Regions from separate parts of the Mus musculus genome. Here all the other regions are linked to region 1. A link is a contact called in ENCODE Hi-C or POLR2A ChIA-PET data. All regions are on one chromosome and are shown on one strand. Each heading gives the region's core, a stretch centred on a gene start or an enhancer-like site at or near the end of the contact. The rest is flanking DNA. Distances are from core to core; before and after follow the strand shown.

Region 1 (3,163 bases), core at 410-2,909:
TAGGAACATTCGTTTGAAAAGAAACTTCGACTGAACAGAGTTGTAGCTTGCTGCTATCACGAGTTCCTTTCCCCAAATAACAAATGCCCACTTCGGAAGAAAACGAGAGGAAAACGAGCTTTTCAAAAGCATCCCAAAGAAAAGATTCGTTTATGTCTAAGTGTCCACACTTAGCAAATTAGAGGGGAGGAACCTGTCTTTGATATGATACAGGCCGATTCGCTTTATCAATAATTTAGTAAGTTCAAAGCGAAGCTTTGCAAGAATCAGAAAGGGGATGTTTAAATGAAATTGTTTATCTTTTTTTTTTTTTTACACCGTTGTGAGTTTGTTTGTGGTTCCGAGGGCATGTCGCCCGGTGGCAACTAAGATTTTTATTCGTTCCAGAAAAGATAATTCCTCCCTTAGCCAACCTTGCTCTAAGAGTTTGAGTAAACACGCAGCTTCGGCTCCAAGCACTCTTAAAGTGCAACGGACACCTAAGTGGCCTCCCCCAGAACGCCCACCTGTGTGCAGGTCTAAGAGGACGCAACTAAAGTCCAGACGCCTAGAGCTTCGCCCTCTTAGGTATCTGGTAAAAGGAAGGCCCAAGCAAGGGAGCCACAGGGCTCCGCCAAAGTGGCCCGTTTTGTCTGGAGTCTCCAGTCCAAGTCAAGGGCCTTCTCGGCCTCACCGCCCGGCCCTGCCACCTTTGCAAACTTCGCCCTCAACCCCGGAGTAGTTTTGCAAACTCCAGTGGCGAGCCTGACGGTGTTTGTGACTCAGTCAGGAGGCAAGAAGCAGAACTCTAAAGTAATAATCCTGACTACGAGGGGCGTCAGAGTACTGGAGGGGCCGGGAAAGGACTTGTCAGTTCAAGGTCGGCGTGGCCCACGGGACCGGCCGCAAGAGCCGGGGACTGCGCGGTCCCTGCCGCCAGCCTTTGCCTGGTGCTCGGCTTTGGTTTTCATTGATTCCCCACTGCGGGAGCGCAGCAGAAGCTCCAGTCACCACACCAGCTTCGTTGAACCAGAGCGCGTTAATCTATTTATATGGATTATTACAGAGAACAGCGGGCGTTGAGTCACCCAAACATTTGCTTCCAAAAGACCATTTCTAAGCACTTTTTTTGGAAGCCGGCAGACTCCAGGCGCAGAAGCCCAGCTCCGCTTTGACGAGCAGCTGTTGCAATTTCCATTGCTGTAAACGCCAGCGAAGTCCCGGGTACCACGGAGACAGCATCGAAAAGTGGGGGTGGGGGGTTGTGGAGGGTCCTAGTCTAGACACGCTCGCGTGCACGCGCACACACACACACACACACACACATACACACACACACACACACACACACACACACACACACATCGGTTCACACGGAGACCGTTCCAAAACTGTGACATTCCGAGAGTAGAGAGCAAACTTACACACTCGGACGTCCCGGGTCCCCCGCTTGCCCCGCGCCCCCCTCCAAGTCCCCTCACCCCACCATCCACCCTCTGGCTGAGCTCCCCTCCCTTCTCCTCCCCTCCTGTCTCGTCACCCAACCCGGAGCCACAATCCTCCCCAGCCCCCCTTCCAAAATCCGGTCCAATCAGCGACTTGCCAACACTGATGACTCAAGAGCTAGCCGTGATTGGCCCGAGGTATCTAACGTGAAGGAGGAGTATTTATTAGAGACCCTGAGCTGGAAGTCGGAGAGCCGAGAGCGCTGCTCGGAACTGCCTGGAAACTTCTGTGGGAGCGACAACTTTACCAGTTTCAGTCCAGGAACTTTTCTTTGCAAGAGAGACGAGGTGCAAGTGGCCCCGGTTTCGTTCTCTGTTTTCCCTCCCTCCTCCTCCGCTCCGACTCGCCTTCCCCGGGTTTAGAGCCGGCAGCTGAGACCCGCCACCCAGCGCCTCTGCTAAGTGCCCGCCGCCGCAGCCCGGTGACGCGCCAACCTCCCCGGGAGCCGTTCGCTCGGCGTCCGCGTCCGGGCAGCTGAGGGAAGAGGAGCCCCAGCCGCCGCGGCTTCTCGCCTTTCCCGGCCACCCGCCCCCTGCCCCGGGCTCGCGTATGAATCTCCTGGACCCCTTCATGAAGATGACCGACGAGCAGGAGAAGGGCCTGTCTGGCGCCCCCAGCCCCACCATGTCGGAGGACTCGGCTGGTTCGCCCTGTCCCTCGGGCTCCGGCTCGGACACGGAGAACACCCGGCCCCAGGAGAACACCTTCCCCAAGGGCGAGCCGGATCTGAAGAAGGAGAGCGAGGAAGATAAGTTCCCCGTGTGCATCCGCGAGGCGGTCAGCCAGGTGCTGAAGGGCTACGACTGGACGCTGGTGCCCATGCCCGTGCGCGTCAACGGCTCCAGCAAGAACAAGCCACACGTCAAGCGACCCATGAACGCCTTCATGGTGTGGGCGCAGGCTGCGCGCAGGAAGCTGGCAGACCAGTACCCGCATCTGCACAACGCGGAGCTCAGCAAGACTCTGGGCAAGCTCTGGAGGTGAGCGCGCGGGCCGCCAGGGAGGGCTCGGTGGCTAGGGGGGACGCGGGCTGCACTCACCGACCCCGCCCCGCCTCCCTGAGCCGCGGAGTTGTGCATCCTGGGGTCTTTGGTCCAGGATGCAGGGCGGCCGGGGGCGGGGGGAGGGAGTGGCTCAGATTTTGAGAAAGTTCTTGGGATTGCTCTTGGTTATGGCGGGGGGGGGGGGAATGGGGGCGTGAATATGACTGCTTTTAGGAAGGTAGAAAGGAGTGAGGGGGTGTGCCAGCCTGGTCCCTCTGGAAAGGAACAATTAGAGGAAGCAAGCCCACCTTCCTTAGGCCAACTGCGCTCATTCCTGGGGAGATGGAGTGAAGGGAAAGTGTAACTGAGACTAGAGGAGACCCAGGCAAGAATTGGGCAAAGCTACTGAGAACCGGCAGGGGCATGGATCAACAGAGCGAGCTTCTTGCAATTTAAATGGGTTTTCGGAAAGTTTTTACTGCGTGTTGGGAGGGGTGGACCGCTCCGGTAGCAAAGGCGTTTAGAGCAGCCTCAGCAGGGAGCTATTTCCATCTTCAGGGTTTCCAAAATAGGAGGCCAGGGGAGGGGGCGGGGCGAAGAGTGACCGCTCAGGTCGACTCTGAGCACTTTTTTAAAAAGAAAAAGAAAGGAAAAAAAAAGTTCTGAGTCTCAGAGAGGGATGGAAAGCAGACTGG
Region 2 (3,688 bases), core at 601-3,100, 300 kb after region 1:
GATCTAAGGGAGAGAGCTACGGGCTTGTCTTGGGTGCTTCCGCCCTACCCAAGGCTAGCTGATCAAAACCAAGTTCTTGACTGCGGAACTTGGGGTATCCATCCATTCTGGTGGGCTGACCCTGTCCTCGATAAGTAAATCAAAAACTGCATAACAATGAGGAAGGGTCCCTTTCTCCAGTAGAGAAGAGAGACCACAGCCTCTCCCAAACACTCTAGAGTATGCACTGAGAGGAGGGTCCCACCCTACTGGTGAGAACTTTTTATTGGAAAAAAAATTAACATAAAATTTTAGTCACACAAAACCTAGTTGTAAAAGGAAAAGAAAGTGCCAGCCCTGTTTGACAGACATCAGATTTATGACCACTTTTTAAGCCTCAAGTACGTCACACGAATTGGCCCACCCACTTGTACCGCTCCAACTGTAAACAGGGTGGGATACCCATCCCTGCCCTCCCTCATGAGAAGTAGGGTCCTCCACTTCTGAACAGCCTTTGTCTCCCTCCCTTGGCCTCTGGTGGGTTAAAAAAGAAGCTTGGCTGTATATATATAGAGAGAACACTCCATGGAACTCACTGGCCTCAACCTCCAAGACAAACACAGTCCGCGCACGCCTTCGCCGTCCGCAGGCAGGCCACAGATGTTAATAAACAAGGCTGGGGTTTACGGTCTGCCCACTGGACTCCCCATCCATTTTATACAGGACAAGTTGCAGGGGCTCACTTTCCCCTCCCTCCCCTTAACGTACGGACTCAGTAAACTTTTTGTAAGGCTTGGAAATAAATTTCTAAATTTTGGCCTCCAGATGTGGGTTGGAAATGAAGGTAAACAGCCAGAGTGTGAGCAACTGTGCAGGTCTGTGCTCCGGGAGGCTGAGTCTGCAAAACCAGGACAGAGGGAGACTCGTCAGCCCTTGGCAAGGACATACGAGGAGATAGTTTTCATAAATAGAGTTTGCTATTTAACATGGGAAAAAGTTGCCCTGGAATAATAGCAGATGGGCTGGAGGAGGGGGGTAGCTGAATGTAAGATTCTAGTGTCCACCCTCGGCACCAAAACAAAACAGACACAAAACAAACAAGCAAGCAAGCAAACGAACAAAAACCCCAAACTCAGAAGTACCTAGTGCTCAAATGGGCTAATGTTATAGGAATGAGCGACAGACGTTCTAAGGGAATAATATTAGACTATGTTGTATATTAATAGCTGGATATCTTCCAGATTAATTATTTCCTATTTTTATAAGGATGCTTAACTTGATTTGGGACTTAAACTAGGAAATAAATGTCCTTTTAATGATATATCTAAAAGGAGCAAAATAAGATAAAACAAACAGAAACTTGAATTTAGACATGAATATGCCAATATGTTTTGCCTTCAGGATAGCTCGTAGCCCAAAAGCTCACAGACTATTTTGAAATGTAATTATTTGGAACTAGTTAAATGTTATCCTGACCTGGAAAAAAAATGAAAGAATAAATAAATAAAAATAAAATGTAAAAAAAAAATGCCTAGGGCAGAAATTTAGACACCATTCATAACCAGGTATCTTCTGGCCAGGTAAGTGGCTTTTGACTTGTATACTCCAAAAGATCCTGTCACAGAGCAGAAAGAATTGGAACCAGCCTATCAGGAGCCTATACTTCTGGGTCTATTTATATAGAAAGAAGAGACCGAGAGCTGTTAAGAAAGGAAAGCAAAGAGCCAAGGGAAAACTGATAGTCTATTCTAAACAGGAACCGGTAGCTTTTATTTGATTTAATAGGTCAAAAGATGTGTGGGGCTTCCAAATCCGAAGTCTAGCTTCGCTGTTCAGAACGGGAGGCAGAGGCGCAGGGAAAGTCCGGCAGCTGAGAAAAATATGCAGCGCGTTAGAAGCTGGCATTTCTCGTGATCCCTCCTTAGAAGGAAGGCAGGCAGGGATTGAGAAAGCATGCTTGCACTAGGCATAGCACTGGACTGCTGTGGAACACCTTGTGTCTTCTTGAAGTGTGTTTGCTTGGCAAAGCAATAAAATAACACAAAAGAATTCACAGACCAGGGGTTTCCTGGTTGCAAGTCAGTGAAACCCCAACTAACCTCACGTGATCTTAGGACTGAGTTTCCAGCAAGGGCTGGGCACTAGGGGACAAAAAAAGAGTGGAGCCTTTATCAGTCTTGCTCAGACCGAAGGCCAGATCAGGACTGCTGCCCACGGCAGGGGCTGGGGGGCCGGACTAGGAACTTCAGCTGTGTATGGGGAGAAAATACTTTGTGTTTTAAAGAATAGACTTTTGTATTCTGAATGGAACATCAAGGGGAATGTGAAGGCTATGGGAGGGGGGGAAAAGGCAAAACAAAACAAATCCAAAAAAAATCCACAATATCATCCAGGAAGATTCACAAGAAGATGTCCTTCCAGTCTCTAACCCTACCTTGATAAACAGGGGGTTGTCAGGCACACAGATAACTGGATTACACGGGGTTGTAAGGCACACAGATAACTGGATTACAGGGGGTTGTAAGGCACACAGATAACTGGATTAGCTCATGGCTCTGAGGTTTGTTCTGATGTTTTTTAGAATCAGGTGGTGAGGTATAAGGATTGATTTTAAACTTGACATAAAAATCTGTAAAATGGGGAAATCTGACAGTCTCCAAGCTGTGCACCAGCAAAGCAACTGCCTGTCTGAGGGAGGCCCGGAATTCTCTGGAGAAATGCAGTCTGCCCGTGTCTGAGTGTGAGCCACCTTCACTGGCTTGGGCTGTCTCTCAGACCCTGTGGGCATCTATATTTATAATTCCTATAAAACAGTAGTTCTTGTGTGAATGTGAAATGGACACTGAGCCTTAGCATGGCTTTGCGTCAAAAAGAGGCTCACATATAGAAGAATTAGCGTCCATGATTGACACTCTCAGATTTCCGTGTACACAGCAACAGGACAATGAGTTCTGTGACACTTCATAGTTCCTAACCCCACTACAACTTGATAGATGTGCCTCCGATCTTTGCATTATAGGTGTGAATTATCAACAGCTGGAAGTAGCCTGAGAAAGCATCCAAAGGCACGTCTTGCCCTCTTTATATCACAACTAAGTCATTGTCATGTGAGGGTCACAATAGCCTGTGTTCTAAGGAGGTCTGGAATCTTGGCGAGGTACCTGAAATTGTGTGTGTGTGTGTGTGTGTGTGTGTGTGTGTGTGTGTGTGTGTGTGTGCATGTACAGAAATTGGGTTAGATCTGAGCCAATTTGAGCATCAAATAATGAAGACAGTGATGACAATAAATAATAATAATAATAATAATAAAGTATCAAACAAGAAGGAATTCACCTGAGCATCTCTAAAAATCAACATATAGGTCCAGAGGACAGGTTTTCCGCTGACAGTAAACTCTCAACAGGAAGATGAAAAGAATCACTGGGTTAGCAAAGCACTCGCAGCAACCCTGGTGAAGATCAAACCAGAACACACAACTCATGGACGCTAAATCCAAGAGGAAAGACGGAGACGGAGCATTGCCTGTCAAGTCACAGATGGTTCCTAAGTCTCGAAGGAGAAAGCACACATGTGTTGTATCATGGCAAAACAAGACCACAGCGTACCCAGATGAACCAAATTAGCACCTCTGATCTGATAGATGGAGATAGGAACACCTGCAGAAGTGATAGGCCGATTAGCACACGTCATTCAACAGGAGTTCAGCTAA
Region 3 (3,492 bases), core at 210-2,709, 360 kb after region 1:
ATAAATGCAAGGGTAGGCAAACCCAGTGAAGTAGCACAAGAATCTAAGAGTGCTGAAAGAGTCGGGCAGAGGGAGCACTGTGGGTGACTGCCAATCTTTCAAGTCTTCCCTGCCCCTCTCAGAGGATAAGTAGGGTGATTTACTTTCTGGGTTGTAAGCAGAGTGGAGGAGGGTGGGAGAGCTTCTATGCCAGATGATTCTGGAAGCAGCCTGCCCTCACCACCCAGGCCATCCCAGGGCAGATGACAGACGGTATGAGCTGTTGGGAGCTGTGAGGTGTTCAGCTCCTACGCCAGTCTTCTCCAGAAGGGGCTGAATTTGGGTGCCTATGTTCACAGTTTCCTTCGTGTGGACATAGTCCAGATGCCATAAAGGTTAGCCATAGTGTGGGCAGGTGTCATTCACTCAATAGCCCAAGAGCCTGCTGTCAACCAGACATTGGGGACACAATGTGGACTAAACCCAGTCACCTCCCCAGCATAGTGGTGGGGACCGATGTTGACTAAGCAAACATAATAAATATAGAAGTCCAAATTGGGATGCTCTTTCCAACTGTTGGCAATCTGCAGTATAAGGTAGCCAACAAACTCAAGACAGCCATGATGGAGCTGGACCCTGCCAAAGAAACTCTTGATCTGCCCTTGACTCTGGATAAGTTAAGCCTCTTTCTCGGCTACAAAATGGGTCACCAAAGAGACACACATTTCAGGAATTAGCTAACTGAAAAACCTCGATAACAGCTAGCTTGTGTTAGCAGAAGGAACTTCTGGACGTTAAGATGTTAAGTTGTTGAGGCTCAGAATGTCTCTTAGCACAGTCTAGAGACCCCCCACTCATCTCTTCCCCAGCAGCCAGACCTGGGCTTTCCTCATCTCTCAGGAGACTCTGATAGACTTCTTCCAGCTGACTCCAGCCAGAACCTCTGAGCACTGCCATTATTACAGTCCTGGGTCTCTTTAAGCAGCCACTGCCAGCACTGTGGGGGATTCGTGGTGATTCAGCCCTGGCCCAGTGAGCTGGACACACAATCGCTCAGCCAGGATATGGCCATGAGCCCACAAGCCGCTGCGAGGAGACAAAGCTGTTCTTGGGCCTTCTAAAGTTCCCCCTGACCCCTGCTGTGTTCGATGGGCAGGCATATTCTGTCCAGCCTCTATCCCCAAGGTGGACTAAGGCTGGCTTCACTCTCTTGGGGGCTTGAAGGCAAGACAATTGTTCCAGCAGAGAAATCAGACAACTGACAGAAAACAAAAACAAAAAAGAAAAAAGAAAGAAAACCAAGCATGTTTCCATCTCCCTTCACGAAGCTTATCTGTGCGGAGGCCCCGTCTCTGCTCATGTCCTCTTTGGATGGGGAGGAGGGGCAGCAAAGGGGCTTTATCAGACTCATTCAAATGTGCTGCTGGTCCTGGGAGCTCAGGAATACGGCTTTGAGGGCTGCCTGGCCAGTTTCCATCCTGTTTCCAAGCAACCTGACATGCAATCCATCCATCGGAACCTTATCACGGAGTCAGTGAGCCGGAAGGCGCTGAAGAGCTCTCTGCCCGGACTCCCTACACCAAAGCCTGAGGGGAGACTCCTGGAGATTGGAAAAGAAGGTACAGTCTTTGCCCAGGGCTCACAGTGACCCCAAGAATTAGAGAGTAAGACCAGGACTGGTGGTGCAGGCCAAGGGTCCTGGACGCTCAGGACGCTGTAGCACAGAGATCAAAAGATCAAGGTCTCTCTGGGCTGGAGTGAATTCAAGGCCAACCTGGGAACTTAGTGTGACCCTGTCCCAGGGACTGAAAATGGAAACTGGGCAGTAGCTAAGTGAGGAGAGGTTGTCTGGCATATGGTGAGCCCTACATTCAACCCCAGGTAATGGGAGAATGACACAAAAAAACAGGGAGAGAGGGCTGAAGGAGGGAGGGGGAAAGAGAGAGAGAGAGAGAAGGAAGGAGGGAAGAGAAAGAGAGGGAGAGAGGAAGGGGAGAGAGAGAGGAGGGAGAGAGAAGGAGGGGAAGAAGAGAGGAAATGGAGGGAGGGAAGGAAGGAGGGAGGGGACCTAGATTTGAGCAGAGCTGAGGCCAGGTAGCTCACTTCAGGACCCTGCCCACTTATTCGCCTTCTTGTTTCCCGGTGCAGTTCACACAAGGGTCTTGTAAGAATATGCTCTGGGAAGGAAGAGCAAGCATGTTAGATCTCCTTTTGCCTCTCTTGTAGCTATGACCACCCTTAAAATGCACAGGCAAAGATCTAACAGTGTTCCTTCAGTTTCCCCAAAGCAGAAAGCAAAGGGGTCCTTCACCTGTGTCTGTCACCAAGGCTACTTCTCATTTTGCTTGAAACGGCTGCAGTTCAAGACCTGTTGACATCCCATGTGCTGAAGCCCCTGAGCACAGTGCTGGCAGTGGCTGCTTTAAGAGTCCCAGGGTTGTAATAATGGCAGTGATCAGAGGTTTGGGCTGGAGTCAGCTGTGAACTCAGAGTCACAGTGTTCCAAGCCTGCTTCTCAGGAGGACCTTAGACAGAAAAGCCTGCCCTAAAAGTCAAACTGCACTAAACACCAACTGAGGATGGTTATTACTGTATATACACCACACAGCACCAATTCTGACTCGAAAATAAAGTGCACAGCATCCCCTTTTCTGATGAAAACTACACACATCTATACTCACAATGGCACAGAGATGCTATGAAAGAAATGGACAGCGTTTTGTTTTGAGTATGTGACACTTATTTTTTTAAATTTGAGAAAAAAATGAAAGCTCCCTCCTTTAGGATACAAAACGTGAGTTCAAAGAGCCAAGCAAGGCAATAACTGACCTCCTCTGGGTCCTTCCCCAGGAAGATGCTTGACCAAAAGGCCACTGAACACTGGCCAAGAATGGGCGCCACAGCTGGGCAGTGGGCCCCACCCAGAGGGCAGCCCACCCCCTCCCTTTACACCACAAGACACACAGGCCAAGGGCCAATGATCCCCAGGCATGAAACCAAATGAACAAAGAGGTTACACAACTCCGTAATCACATGAGAGCCAAGATGGGACCTGACATCATAAGACCACCAAAGTCTCCCCAGCCTTTAGTGTGAGCTCATAGGATAAATAAACAACCGTGATTAATCAGATTATAAATATATAACAATAAACAGCATAAACATAATAATCAACTTCTCAGAACCATACTTGAGTCCATAAAGTTAGCTTTCTGCCAACATACAAAGGGGCAAGAGGCTCAGGGGGACCTATGAATCCTTTTCTACTTTCTGGAACCCATTGCATGTCACCCAAGATTAATACACCTGTGGCCATGGCCCTGCAAGGTCAGCTTGGTGAAACTGAAACACGAGAGAATGTAAAATGGCTGTGGATTGGGACAAAGTCCAAAGACAGGATGGCAAAAGAAAAATGAGAAAAAAAAGAAAGAAGAAACAGGGCCACTTAGTTGCTGTTTTGGGTAGAAGCAAGACTTCCTCTTTGTCCCAGATCTGAGTCCTGAAAACTACAAA

Evidence for each region. A loop is a pair of places that touch in the nucleus more often than their neighbours do. ChIA-PET counts read pairs that join two places held with the same protein, here RNA polymerase II (POLR2A).
Region 2: a map of left cerebral cortex shows a loop between it and region 1 (4-fold over the local background). The contact joins the enhancer-like site here to the promoter of Sox9 in region 1. A Hi-C loop is called at or near these places in 1 of 37 maps with a recorded cell type or tissue (left cerebral cortex). POLR2A ChIA-PET finds 5 or more read pairs at or near these places in 1 of 5 experiments (Patski).
Region 3: a map of left cerebral cortex shows a loop between it and region 1 (4-fold over the local background). The contact joins the enhancer-like site here to the promoter of Sox9 in region 1. A Hi-C loop is called at or near these places in 4 of 37 maps with a recorded cell type or tissue (Patski and left cerebral cortex). POLR2A ChIA-PET finds 5 or more read pairs at or near these places in 2 of 5 experiments (Patski and embryonic stem cell).

What each region holds. Positions count from the first base shown.
Region 1 is chr11:112,780,551-112,783,713 of GRCm38, forward strand. It overlaps Sox9 (SRY (sex determining region Y)-box 9), which reads left to right and starts at 1,660. Exons shown (of 3, transcript NM_011448.4): 1 at 1,660-2,465. The coding sequence starts at 2,035. RefSeq lists an enhancer at 1-489, a cis regulatory region at 1,266-1,280 and a promoter at 1,482-1,989.
Region 2 is chr11:113,085,328-113,089,015 of GRCm38, forward strand. All of the region lies in intron 1 of 2610035D17Rik (RIKEN cDNA 2610035D17 gene), which reads right to left. Among named protein-coding and RNA genes, the nearest start is that of Gm39467, 47 kb to the right of the region's middle. Within about 2 kb of position 1,851, at least 1 of the 3 ENCODE cell types and tissues checked has a DNase peak (open chromatin) inside an H3K27ac peak, as active enhancers do; it is left cerebral cortex, where a contact is called at or near this core.
Region 3 is chr11:113,142,986-113,146,477 of GRCm38, forward strand. The region is part of intron 1 of 2610035D17Rik (RIKEN cDNA 2610035D17 gene); the gene reads right to left. All of the region lies in intron 1 of LOC115487747 (a long non-coding RNA gene), which reads right to left. Among named protein-coding and RNA genes, the nearest start is that of Gm39467, 10 kb to the left of the region's middle. Within about 2 kb of position 1,460, at least 3 of the 3 ENCODE cell types and tissues checked have a DNase peak (open chromatin) inside an H3K27ac peak, as active enhancers do; they include left cerebral cortex, where a contact is called at or near this core.